Regions from separate parts of the Homo sapiens genome. Here region 2 is linked to region 1. Evidence: chromatin contacts called from ENCODE Hi-C data. All regions are on one chromosome and are shown on one strand. Each heading gives the region's core, a stretch centred on a gene start or an enhancer-like site at or near the end of the contact. The rest is flanking DNA. Distances are from core to core; before and after follow the strand shown.

Region 1 (5,825 bases), core at 1,020-3,519:
CACCTTAGCCACAACACAAGGAAGTTAAGATTTATACTTAGTTGAAATTTCGTGCACTCCACCAACAGTTGCCAATCTGAGAGAACCCTACCACAGATGAGGGCAGAGATCTTGTGGGATGAGCTGCAAAAGGCATTTGGATATTTGAACATGGTATGTACTTTCATCTCCTTAGAAACACAGCCTGGTCCAGCCGTGCTCACGCCTATAATCCCAGCACTTTTGGAGGCGGAGACGGACGGGTCACCTGAGGTCAGGAGTTCGAGACCAGCCTGGCCAACATGGTGAAACCCCTTCGCTACTAAAAATACACAAACACACACAAAAATTAGCCCGGCATGGTGGTGCACACCTGTAATCCCAGCTACTCAGGAGGCTGAGGCAGGAGAATCGTTTGAGCCCGGGAGGCGGAGGTTGCAGTGAGCCCAGATTGCACCACTGCACTCCAGCCTGGGTGACAAGAGCAAAACTCCGTCAAAAAAAGAAAAGAAAAGGAAGAGAGGAGAGGAGAGGGGAGGGGAGGGGAGGGGAGGGGAGGGGAGGGGAGAGGAGAGGAGAGGAGAGGAGGGGAGAGGAGAGGAGAAAAGAAAGCAAAGCAGAGCACAGCAGAGCAGAGCAGAGCAGAGCAGCCTGGTCCATTGGCTAGCATGAACAACCAACCCCAAAGCTTCCACTTTTCCGGTAGCTGTAGAAGATACATTGATATATTAACACAGAAAACGAGAAAGAAGGGTTAAGAGTGTCAATTTGAAGGAAAATTGGGTGAGTGGCAGTGGAGGTTGAAGAACTCATTCAAATTCCCTCTGCTGAAGCATCCAGAGAGATCTTCAAAGTTATGGATGTGAACAATATGTCAATATGCATACTATACCTCCTGACGCTAACTTTAGGCAAGTTAGGCATACAAAAATAAAACTAGAAAGAGAGGACTGATGCCTAGTAACCCAGTCCAATGCATACCACCAGAAAACGTAAGCCCTCTATCAAAGGAGAAAAAGTCAACACTTAGGGTGGATACTTTGACTGAGACTGCCTCAAACAGCTTCGCCTCCTCCAAGCATACCTTCTCTTTAACCTTTGATCTTTACTTTTTTGTAGGTGAAGGGGAGAAGAGAGAGAAATTTGTTTTGGAACAGGTCTTTCAACTTCACTATTTTGAAGATTCTTTTAAACTTCAGAGAAAAGGTGCAGACTACAGTATAGGAAGGATAAGAGAGAGGAGACAAAAGAAATGGGAAGTGAGAAGGGAGAAGAGAAATGGGAAGTGAGAAGGGAGAAGAGAAATGGGAAGTGAGAAGGGAGAAGATAAATTGTACTAGATTCAGCTTTGTCAATGCCTCATGAATTAGTGCTGAATGGGTACTTTAAACATCACCTTATCAGGACAGTCCTCTTTTTGAGAGAGAAGCTGGCTCTGAGAAAGAGAGAAAAAGACTTGTCCAAGTTAATCAATTGTTGCATACAGAGATAGGGCCACCAGATATCTGGATTCACAAACTGAGACACATATTTAAGGAGACCCAATTCGAAAGACTGAACAGAGATGACGGGGGCAGCAGGGAGGGCTCAAGAGAGCGTGTGAGAGCCGCAGGGGCTTTGCAGTGGAGGAGCGCTCTGTGGGTACCTTGATGTAGGCCCGCTGCAGGTAGTTGTAGGGCACTCTGCGCTGGAAGTCGCTGCGCACATCCTCGCTGACGCGGTGGCGGGATGCGGGGCCCCCGAGGCGCTGGGTCTCACAGCTGCGATAACAGCGCGCCCGCCCCAACAAGGAGCGGAAAAGGGGCAGCTCAGCGCCGGGGCCCTCGCCGGGGGGCGGGGGCGGGAGCGGGTGGCGCGCCGCGCAGTGGCGGGCACAGCGCGTGCGGATTTCCCGCAGGCGCCGGTGGCTGCGCAGCGCCGCTTCCAAGTCGCGCACCGCTCGCTCGTAGTCTCCGCTGTAGTAGGCGGCCGCGCCGCTGGCGTAGAGCAGGTCGAAGGGCTGCAGAGGCCCGGGCTCCAGCTCCAGCTCCCGGCGTGGGCTGTCCGGGGGGCCGCCCCACAGTGGCGGCGGCAGTAGCAGCGGCAGCAGCAGCAGCAGCGGCGGCGCCCAGATGCGCTCCCGCATCCTCCGCCTCAGAGAGGCGCGGGACGGTTACGCTCGAGAGGGCTTCGGGGCACCTCGCGTCCGGGTCCCCTCTCCCACCTTCCCTCGGGGAAGCGCGCCGACTCCGCCGCGATCTGGCCGCTCCGCGAGCCCCAGGTGACCGCCGGCGCTCCGCGTACTGAGAGGCGGAGGCCGTGCCTGGCCAGCCGCTCTTAAAGGGACGCCCACAGCTCACACGCTCCTCCTGCTGCCTGAGACTCCGAGAGCCGCTCTCCCAGGCTCCCCGCTGCAGCGGCGGGGCTGCCAGGGGCGGCACACTCCAGCGCCAGCCAGAGAGCTAGCGCCGCTTGAGGCCGGCCGGGGACGAGGCGCTTTACACGTGAGCTCCCTTCTGGTTGTACAAGTGGATAGTATTAGTCTTCTTTTTGGGAAATAAAGAAAATCCAGCTTAGCAAGGTTAGGGCCTTAATCATATTCTGGAATCTCTGTATGGCCTCGCAGTTTGCAGAGTGCTTCACCTTCTAAATGAAGCCTGGAGCGCCATTTCAGACTGAATCAAACCGTAGATGCCATGTGTACCTACGCAACAAATCTGCGCATTCTGCACGTGTATCCCGGAACGTAAAGTTAAAAAAAAAAAGAATAAATAAATAAATAAATAGAAAAAAAACCCATAGAGGCCCTGTAGGCCCAGATGCGGAGGTTTAAGAAGATAAGTGATTTGCCTAAATGCATAGAGCTGAGAAGTGGCAAAGGACGGACCCAACCCAGGGCCTTTAGAACCAAAGCTTACCGCTTCTTCTCTTGGGGAAGGTTTCTCCCTTACCTTTTCGTCCAACTTGGTGTGGATGTGTGTCCGGGCATTGGATCAGGGCGCTGGGCCAGGGGAAGAACAATATATAGCCTGCCTTTCCTGTGCAGCCCGTGGTTTTACAGGGCCCAGAGAACCTTTGGAGGCAGGAGGAGCTGTACTCGCATTCTGGCTCCGTCCGTTTACCAGCTGTGTGACCTTGGCAACTGAGGGCCTCAGTTTCCTCATCTCCTAAACAGCCAGACGCCTAACACGTAAAATGCTATTCAGAAAAAAATTCTTGCTGTGGGCCAGGTGCAGTGGCTCACCCCTGTAATCCCAGCACTTTGGGAGGCCAAGGCGGGTGGATCACCTGAGGTCAGGAGTTCGAGACCAGCCTGGCCACCATGGCAAAACCCCGTCTCTACTAAAAATACAAAAATTAGCTGGGCGTGGTGGCACGTGCCTGCAGACCCAGCTACTCAGGAGGCTGAGGCAGGATAATTGCTTGAACCTGGGAGGTGAAGGTTGCAGTGAGCTGAGATCATGCAGCCTGGGTGACAGAGTGAGACTCCGTCTCAAAAACAAAAAAAACAAAGAAAAAGAAAAGAGAGGAGAGGAGGGGAGGGGAGGGGACGGGAGAGGAGAGGGAAATTCTTATTCTAAGAGTTGAACAAAGAGGCAATTTAGTATATCCCTTACCTCAAGGAATTAAGCAATCTGCATCAATCTAGGAATGAGAAAGCTGACAGAAATGGTTGCCAGATTCCAAACGACTAGCTGGAGGCTTCCTGTTCCTCCCCTTCTCCTCTGTCACGAATACATTCTTAGCCAAGGTGTTCCCCTCTTTCGTGTTCCTTGGCTTCACACTCTCACAAGAATATTGGTTGGACCCTGGATCCCAGCCTGCCTCCTGGAGGCATTTCTGTGGTCTTCTAGTGCCTGTGAGAATCTCATCAGTCTTTCAGCCCCTGCAATGGTGAGCAGAGGGACAGGCAATGGGAAAAAGACTCACGCATGTATCTAGTTGCTATGATTTTTCCGAAGAAGGCTTTTATGTGGAATCACCACTACGCTGAGGGGCTTGCCAGAGATTCATGCTGATTCCTTCATTCATTTTGTTAGGTTTGACCACTCAGGCCATGAACAGCCCTGGCTGTGTAATTCCAAGAGACACTGATGAATCATGCTCTTTTTTTTTCCCACCAAACGTTACTAATTCGGCTCATATCACTGATGAAAAAGCTCCAGTTTGGAGCTGAATGTATATTGAATGCCTTGGATGGTCAGTGTTCCAGAATTAGCACATCAGTCATCTGCCCAGACTTTTTCTCTAGAGATTGTCTGTTTTCAGATAAAGATTTTGGAGTCTAGTCCAGGGTTATCAGTCCACTTGTGGAAGGTTTTGAAGCACATCAGGATAGGAACTCCTGCTGTGGGACTGAGGGCAAAGTGCCAGGATACCTTGCTACATTCTATTTGTACATTTGGTGACATTTCTACATCATTTAATATATTTCAATTAAATTAACAATTTTTGATGCCTACTCTTAAAGTAAATATTCTAGGTGAAAGAGAAGATAAGTCAGGATTCTTACCTTTGGGAAGCTCACAGTACTGTATAGGAAACAAATTTGATATATATAATGTATACAGCTATAATACAAGGTAGAATGTGGTACGTGTTAGATTAGATTGAAAGTGTTGGCCGGGCGCAGTGGCTCACACTTGTGATCCCAGCACTTTGGGAGGCCGAGGCAGGTGGATCACCTGAGCTCAGGAGTTGGAGACCAGCTTGGCCAACATGGTGAAATTCCGTCTCTACTGAAAATACAAAAATCAACTGGGCGTGGTGGCAGGCACATTTAATCCCAGCTACTCAGGAGGCTGAGGCAGGAGAATCACTTGAACCCGGGATGCAGAGGTTGCAGTCAGCCAAGATCGCGCCATTGTACTCCAGCCTGAGCCACAGAGTGAGACTCAGTCTCAAAAAACAAAAAGAAAAAAAAAAAAGAAGAAGAAAGAAAAAAGAGCTCTGGGAACACAGAGGTTACAAAGATAGCTTCTGGCTAGAAGGATCTAAAAAGACTTAGGGAAATAATTGGCATTAGCACACAGTCAATAGCCTATAGAATGCAACCACATCCTACTGATTGCCAAATTGGCCAGGTTCTTTCAAGCCTCTTGTATGTCCTACTACCTTATTTCTTATATCTTACTACAAGTAGTAAGTAAGTAATATGCCTTGTATTACTACCTTACGTACAATCTCTGCCTGACTTGAGAGAAACTATTCATTGACAACTCAAATTTGCTTGAACATTAGAATCACCTAAGAAGTGTCTGGCTTCTGCTCTGAAAGATTCTGATTTATTGGTCTGGGATATGACCTGAGCGATGGGATTTTTAGAAGTTTCCCAGGTGATTATAATACGAAGCCAAGGTTGAGAACCACAGGTCTACAGCTAATGCCACAGCCCAAAGAATAAGTCTATGAGTTGGGGTTCCAGGTGCTGTGTAGAATTCATGAGTAGGTAGGGTTTGGAGAATAGGTAGGGTTTTGTGTAATCCCCCAGATATTCCCTCCCAGGAAAGCCAATCTGATCTGCTTTTTAAGGCTGGATCAGGACAAAAAGTTCATGACCTTATGGTAATAAGAGCCATGCAGTGCCAAGAAGCTGATTCCAGGTCATGCTGTCCCAGTGGTACTTACTCAATGTTGGAACAGACAGTCATCCACGAGTCTCTTATACTCCTGAACTTCTCACAGAGTGTGCCAAGAATGTACTTTTTCCTTAAATAATTAACTGACTTCCATCTCAGAGTTCCGGATTCACTAAACCTGGGGTGGAGCTTTCAAATTTGCATTTCTAACTTGTTCCTTGATGATGTGCTGCCCATACTTTATTATCTGATTTCTTAGGAACAATGGTTCTAAAACTTCGTTGTGTT
Region 2 (5,825 bases), core at 1,419-3,918, 190 kb after region 1:
ATTAAGTGCCTGGATGGGTGTTACTCAGAAAATGTTTGGGACAAGGTTGGTCCTGAGAGATGACATAGGCCTGTGGTTTGCAATCCACACAGTATGTTGAAATCCTCTGGGAAGCTCCTGCTAGGACTCTCCTCTCAGAGGTTCTGATTCCTTTGATTTGGGTGAGGCCTTAGAATTGGGAAGTTTCAAAAGCTCCCAGGTGATTCTAACATGCTGTTATGGCTAAGAGCCACTGCATGGGTCTAAGGCCTTCATTTTATGAATGAAGAAACTGGGTGGAGATCTCCGTGGCTCACCTGGCTCATCAGTGGCAGAACGAGTGCTATGTTTCAAGTTTACTTCTCTTTCCACCTAACATCCTTTGTACTGCTTCAGCCCAGGACAAGGTCTTACTCATCTCATAGCTACTTTACCCTGCCTGCATTTAATGAGGCTGGCCCTGTGATAGGTGTCCCGTAAATATTAATTAAATAAATTCATATCTAGTTTTCAATTGCTGATAATGACCATATTGGAAAACTTATCAATAGAAGTGGAGTGTGCCAACTGCCAAGGGATTTCCAGAGTTTCCAGAGGTTCAGCATTGAGAAACTCTCTGATTGCCTATTTTTAGGACTCAACAAGCCATCCCCACATAACCCTAGAAGCTGCAATGACTTCTATCAAAGTTGCATGATACCAGCTAAATGAAGAGATTTTAGGGCAGGCTGGGGGTAAATGGGGTTTTTGGGAAATGAGGAAAGAAGGAAATTCAGAGACATTACACGTGAGCCACATGTAAAATGAAGGAAATATACACAACCAGATCATACTAGGAATAATGACAGGCTGAAAAAGGTGGGAATATGGGGACAAAGTGAAGTTTTCTCTTGATCTGGGCAAATATAGAAAGTGTTAAACAAGAGGAGGAAAGGTTTGAAGAACAATGGCATTCAGATAAGGATGAGCTCACACAGAGGTGATATCTACTTGGTATGATTCACAATCCAAGTTTTCCTTTAGTTATTTTCAGGAGCACCAAGATACTTTATTGCCTTTCAAACTTCTGCTGGCCTTGGCCTTACCTTCAGATATTTAAATTCTGTAGAAACAGAGTGAGAATTCTGATGCATCTGCTTAATTTAAGGAGAATTCAAGTCAAATTGACTGGCAATGATCTTTGCACCTCACCCATCATGCTAATGTCTGAGACTCCACATTAGAGCTGCAAGCCTTTACTTATAAGCCTGGTCTCAATATGAACATTGTCCAGGAACAGGCCACACTTAAGGTTGTGTCAGTTATTGATACTTTAAGATAATGAGTGAATGAGTTCCATCACATCCTTATGGAGTAGTTTTGATCATCATCATTACAGAAACAATAATGGGTTTCCAGCAGCTGTCTTTCACTCTTCCACCTTTGTGAGGAACAAAGCCACTTAAGTTTGCACAGTGCTTTATAGTTCACAAAATATCTTCATATCTTATCATTTATTATTGTATGTCCCCTTTTTATAGATGAGAAAAAGTATTAAGTAACATCTCCTGGCATCCTCTTCTATTACCACCCTTGATGAGGAACTCAATTTGAGAGAAATAGGGCATTCTAGTGGGTGGAGCCACTCAAATTTGATAGATGGGCCAGAGGCATCATAGTTCTTTCCCAGGATCATGGTGAGTCAGATCCTGTCCCAAGCCACCTCCTCTACCAAGAATGGCAATCTTGCAATAAATGATTAGAAAACAAGCCAATAATCCTTTTTTTAAATTAAAAAACAATTTATTGAAAAAGAGTAATGCTTTATACAAATTCCTATTATAAAACCCCAAAATGTCTATTGGTCTGTTTCCAGGTGTGGTAGAAGAATATAAAAAGATCAAAATTGGATAAATTCTATTGTAACAATTTCGTTGGTCATTTTGGGCCATAAAATTTTTTTGTAATGTTTGGTAACTGATATCCACATGGAATTACACTCACACATCATGAAGATCTATGTATGTGGCAAAAGCCATTTAAATTTTAACTTCCAAAAGCATATATTCTCAGGTTTGGAAGGCACACTAAAATTTATTAGGTCCAATTCCTCATAAGACACAGTGGCTGACTTTCCTTGTGTAGTTTATTATGAAGTACCATTTCCAAACTAACTATCCTAGCAGCGTCAGCTGCCAGCTAACAGCAAGAGCTCTGAGGGCATCACTGAACAGATAGCACCTTATGAGTTATTATGATTCAAAAATCTCCCTTGCTGTTGGATTTACCAACACGTAGGCTTTTATTTCTTCCCATTACATCTGTTTAGCCACAGAAAGCATCGGGCCATACTCACTGCAGAAGATAAGACTTCCTCAGAATCTTATTTGTTTAGTGCACTCAATTTTACTTCACTGTCTCATCACTTGAGAGACTGGTTAAGGCAAGAAACCCATTTCTTAACATTTTTTTTGTTTTCAAACATTTGAAAAGCAACACCAAAACGTATGCAGTTAATTCCTCAATTCTTTCCCTTAGTATAGCACTTTTTAAATTACAAAACCACACTTACATGTATTCTATCTCACTGGATCCCCACAACATCACTGTGAGGTGGGAAGATCAGGAATTACAAACCACCGCTTACAGATGAAGCAATAAGCTTACAGCAGCCAAATGCCTTGCTCAAACACAGACGGTGATTGATAGCACCAAGACTCAAATCCAGGTCTCCAGACACCAATGCCAACACCCTTTCCATTACATCATCTTGCTCAAGTGAAATAGCATTCTGTACAGACTGGAAAAGTAAGAGCAGTTGTTAAAATGGAACAGAGCACAAACATGTCAGACACAGCTGAAAGAATGGAAATAGACTGGTAGAGAGAGGAAGGCACTGAGCCACATGAAGGTATGTGCGTAGGTTTTGTTCAGTGGAAATAGACTGGTAGAGAGAGGAAGGCACTGAACCACATGAAGGTATGTGTGTAGGTTTTGTTCAGTGGAAATAGACTGGTAGAGAGAGGAAGGCAGTGAATCACATGAAGGTACGTGTGTAGGTTTTGTTCAGTGACTTCTTCAGTGTCTCAGCCAGCTGAGCAAATAAAGACACTACATAGGCATAGTTCATGTTCAAAGAATGAGAGTAATATAAACTAATTAATATTCACACTACCTCTTCTAACTGGTTAAGTATCATTATCTCAATTTGGCAGATAGAAAAAAGAGGTAGAAAGATTAAGTGACTTGCTTACAGCTACAGAGAGAATATTTGTCACCAGATTATCACTCCAGAAAGTCTAGCACTTTGTTCAGACAAACAGACCACACCTTATTAGGAAGATATAAAACGCATGATAATTACACTTGGGAAAACAATACAATTAAGGAATGGGGAACAAAAAGGTAGTTTAGGGGGATATAAAACTATGAATAAGTAGCTTAAAAATTCAATCAATAAAGTTGTGTTACAACACCTGGGGGAACAGCATGCAGCTACTCAATTGGACAAATATTTTCAAAGCAAACAAGAGTGCTATGGGTCAGAGTACAGGGATTGTGTGGGAAGGTCAACAGGAATTTATCACTTTGGTCATGCAGAAAGATTTGCCTCCAAAGTTCTGATTTGTAATAAATTCTTCTTGGCTTTAGAAACTAAAATGTAGGCTATGAAATGTGTTAGATTCAGGAGATAGAGACCAATGAAACACAAAACAAATAAGGGCTTAATAACGATGCAAGTGCTATAAGATTATGGTAAAAAATAAAATAAGTATATGAAAAGGGCACGCATGAAGAATTGAAAGAATTCATCCTTGGTAAATTAGGCTAGGTCTTGTGGCAAAGGCACCCAAAGCTAATGAAGAAGAGTAAATGATATTTGACTGTTACATATGTATATATAGACGAAAAAGAAAATATACCAATAAACATCTTCATCAATATGGAATTAAATACATTTACCTATTTTAGAGATATTTTAAGTATGCTAGTATCAACATAATGAGAATAGTATTTTACTGTCTATTTTTAATAGAAAAACATGTATATATACATATCTATATATATTTAAGGAGCACCCCTTCCCCCAGTTGAGTATGATTACTCAATGGGAAGCAGTAATACAAATGGAAAAATCTTCCCTCCTATATTGAGGAAAGAAGATAAAATAAGATTAAGCCATGTTTAGCACTGAGTATTTTAACACATGGGTTTTTTGTTTGTTTGTTTGTTTTGTAATACCATACTTCAGATTACAATACCCAAAATTCTAAGGTCCTAATGTTAATGATAGTATCTCAATGTCCATTTTCGGTTTGTTTCAACATGATTTTCTCCTTTTGCCTCTGTGTCACACGTAGTCTTTCCCGCTGGAAGGTGCAGGTTTTGGATAGGGCCTTGGTGTTGGGTAAGAGGTTGTTTTTCGGGGACAGGAACAGCAAAGTAGGGCACCTCCCAGAAGGCAGAGAGAAGCAGCAGCCCAGCCAGTGAAGAGAGCCTGACCAAATTCGTACCTAAAAGGAAAAACCCATGTGCTTGTTAATCAGTGAATTATTGGCAACTTTTCTAATATAATAAAAGGAAAAAAAATCAATACTCATTGTATTTTTTTCATTGAAAATAACCCCTGAATATCCCTTGGGAAGTACTTTAAGATTTCTGAACATACACGCCAAAGAATGTTTATATTGCAATTGGTGACAATTTGCAATAGTAGATCAGGAAATAACACATGTAATACCAGGTTAATTACACAAATAATTCCAAGGACTTTTCCATATATAGGATACTTGTAAAGCATGTTTATATGTTTTAGAAGTAGGGTTTGGATCATGGTTCCTAGGCTGAAACTTAGCAAAGGAAGCTTTATCACTAAGTAGTAATCATATTCTATAAAGAAACTGATAGAGCATAATGGAGATAATCAGAGCTTTGAACAGATGATCCATTGGTCCCAGGCACCTATACAATCTGAAATCCAAATCTTATGGTTTTGTAAAGAAAAGTTCTAAGCAGCCCATGAACCATTCTGGATTAAGCTGATCCAGGCAGATGTATTAAAGCAGACACTTAGGGTGGGGTATCTGTGAGTGATTATGGACAATACGGAAGAGTAGAGAAGGGTTGGTTCTATAAGTTATAAGGCCAAGTCTAAATCCTGATGCAGACTCTCAACTGCTGCAATTCTGGGATAGCAACTTCACCTCTCAGCCTCAGTTTCTCCTACTCTCAAAGCAGGATAATCCCACCTGCCTCAATAGACTGCTTTTAGGATCACATGCAATAATGTAAATAACAATTGCAAAATGGCTGGCAATTTATAAAGTGCTTTCCTGTGCATTACTGGTGTTATTACCTTGGCGAAATTTTAGCCTACTGACCTCTAGCAGTTTCTATTCTTACACTGTAAATCTTATGGGATGGGCTCCAACACAACCATTGCAGTATGTGTTCTCCCATATGTGGGTGATTATATAAAAAGAAACACATCTTATCTCTCCAAACACTGAGGTTTTTCATCCATTCATCTAAGCACTCAACAAACAATAATTATATTTTAACATCCTGACTGAATGTAGTTATTAGGCATTAAAGATGTGAAGACAGTGAGATGAAGAGCCTCGTCTCTGATTAAAGAATGTTGTTACACGAGAGCTAAGAATCAGCTCAACTTGCACAACCTGCAGTATTAAGAAAGATGACCTTTGTAAAGCCAATTTTACAGTTGTGAAAGAACAAAAAATTTCAAGGTGGTATCTGAACATACTAAAAACATACATAATAGCTTTACGTGTAAAAATGAACTGTTGGGAATGAAGTATTATTCATTAACCCCTATAGTAGTATAATTTTTCTCAATCAATCAT

The links. A loop is a pair of places that touch in the nucleus more often than their neighbours do.
Region 2: a loop to region 1 is called in a map of Caco-2, with 2.7 times the contacts of the local background. The contact joins the enhancer-like site here to the promoter of P3H2 in region 1. A Hi-C loop is called at or near these places in 2 of 168 maps with a recorded cell type or tissue (Caco-2 and Calu3).

The regions. Positions count from the first base shown.
Region 1 is chr3:190,118,628-190,124,452 of GRCh38, forward strand. It overlaps P3H2 (prolyl 3-hydroxylase 2), which reads right to left and starts at 2,270. Exons shown (of 15, transcript NM_018192.4): 1 at 1,625-2,270. The coding sequence starts at 2,104. P3H2-AS1 (P3H2 antisense RNA 1) reads left to right here and starts at 2,337. Exons shown (of 4, transcript NR_126419.1): 1 at 2,337-2,462. RefSeq lists silencers at 1,747-1,826, 2,037-2,266, 2,213-2,507 and an enhancer at 2,477-2,656.
Region 2 is chr3:190,303,968-190,309,792 of GRCh38, forward strand. It overlaps CLDN1 (claudin 1), which reads right to left. Exons shown (of 4, transcript NM_021101.5): 4 at 1,740-4,472. The coding sequence ends at 4,310. It also overlaps a transcript of CLDN16 not described here. Among named protein-coding and RNA genes, the nearest start is that of CLDN1, 16 kb to the right of the region's middle. Within about 2 kb of position 2,669, at least 4 of the 41 ENCODE cell types and tissues checked have a DNase peak (open chromatin) inside an H3K27ac peak, as active enhancers do.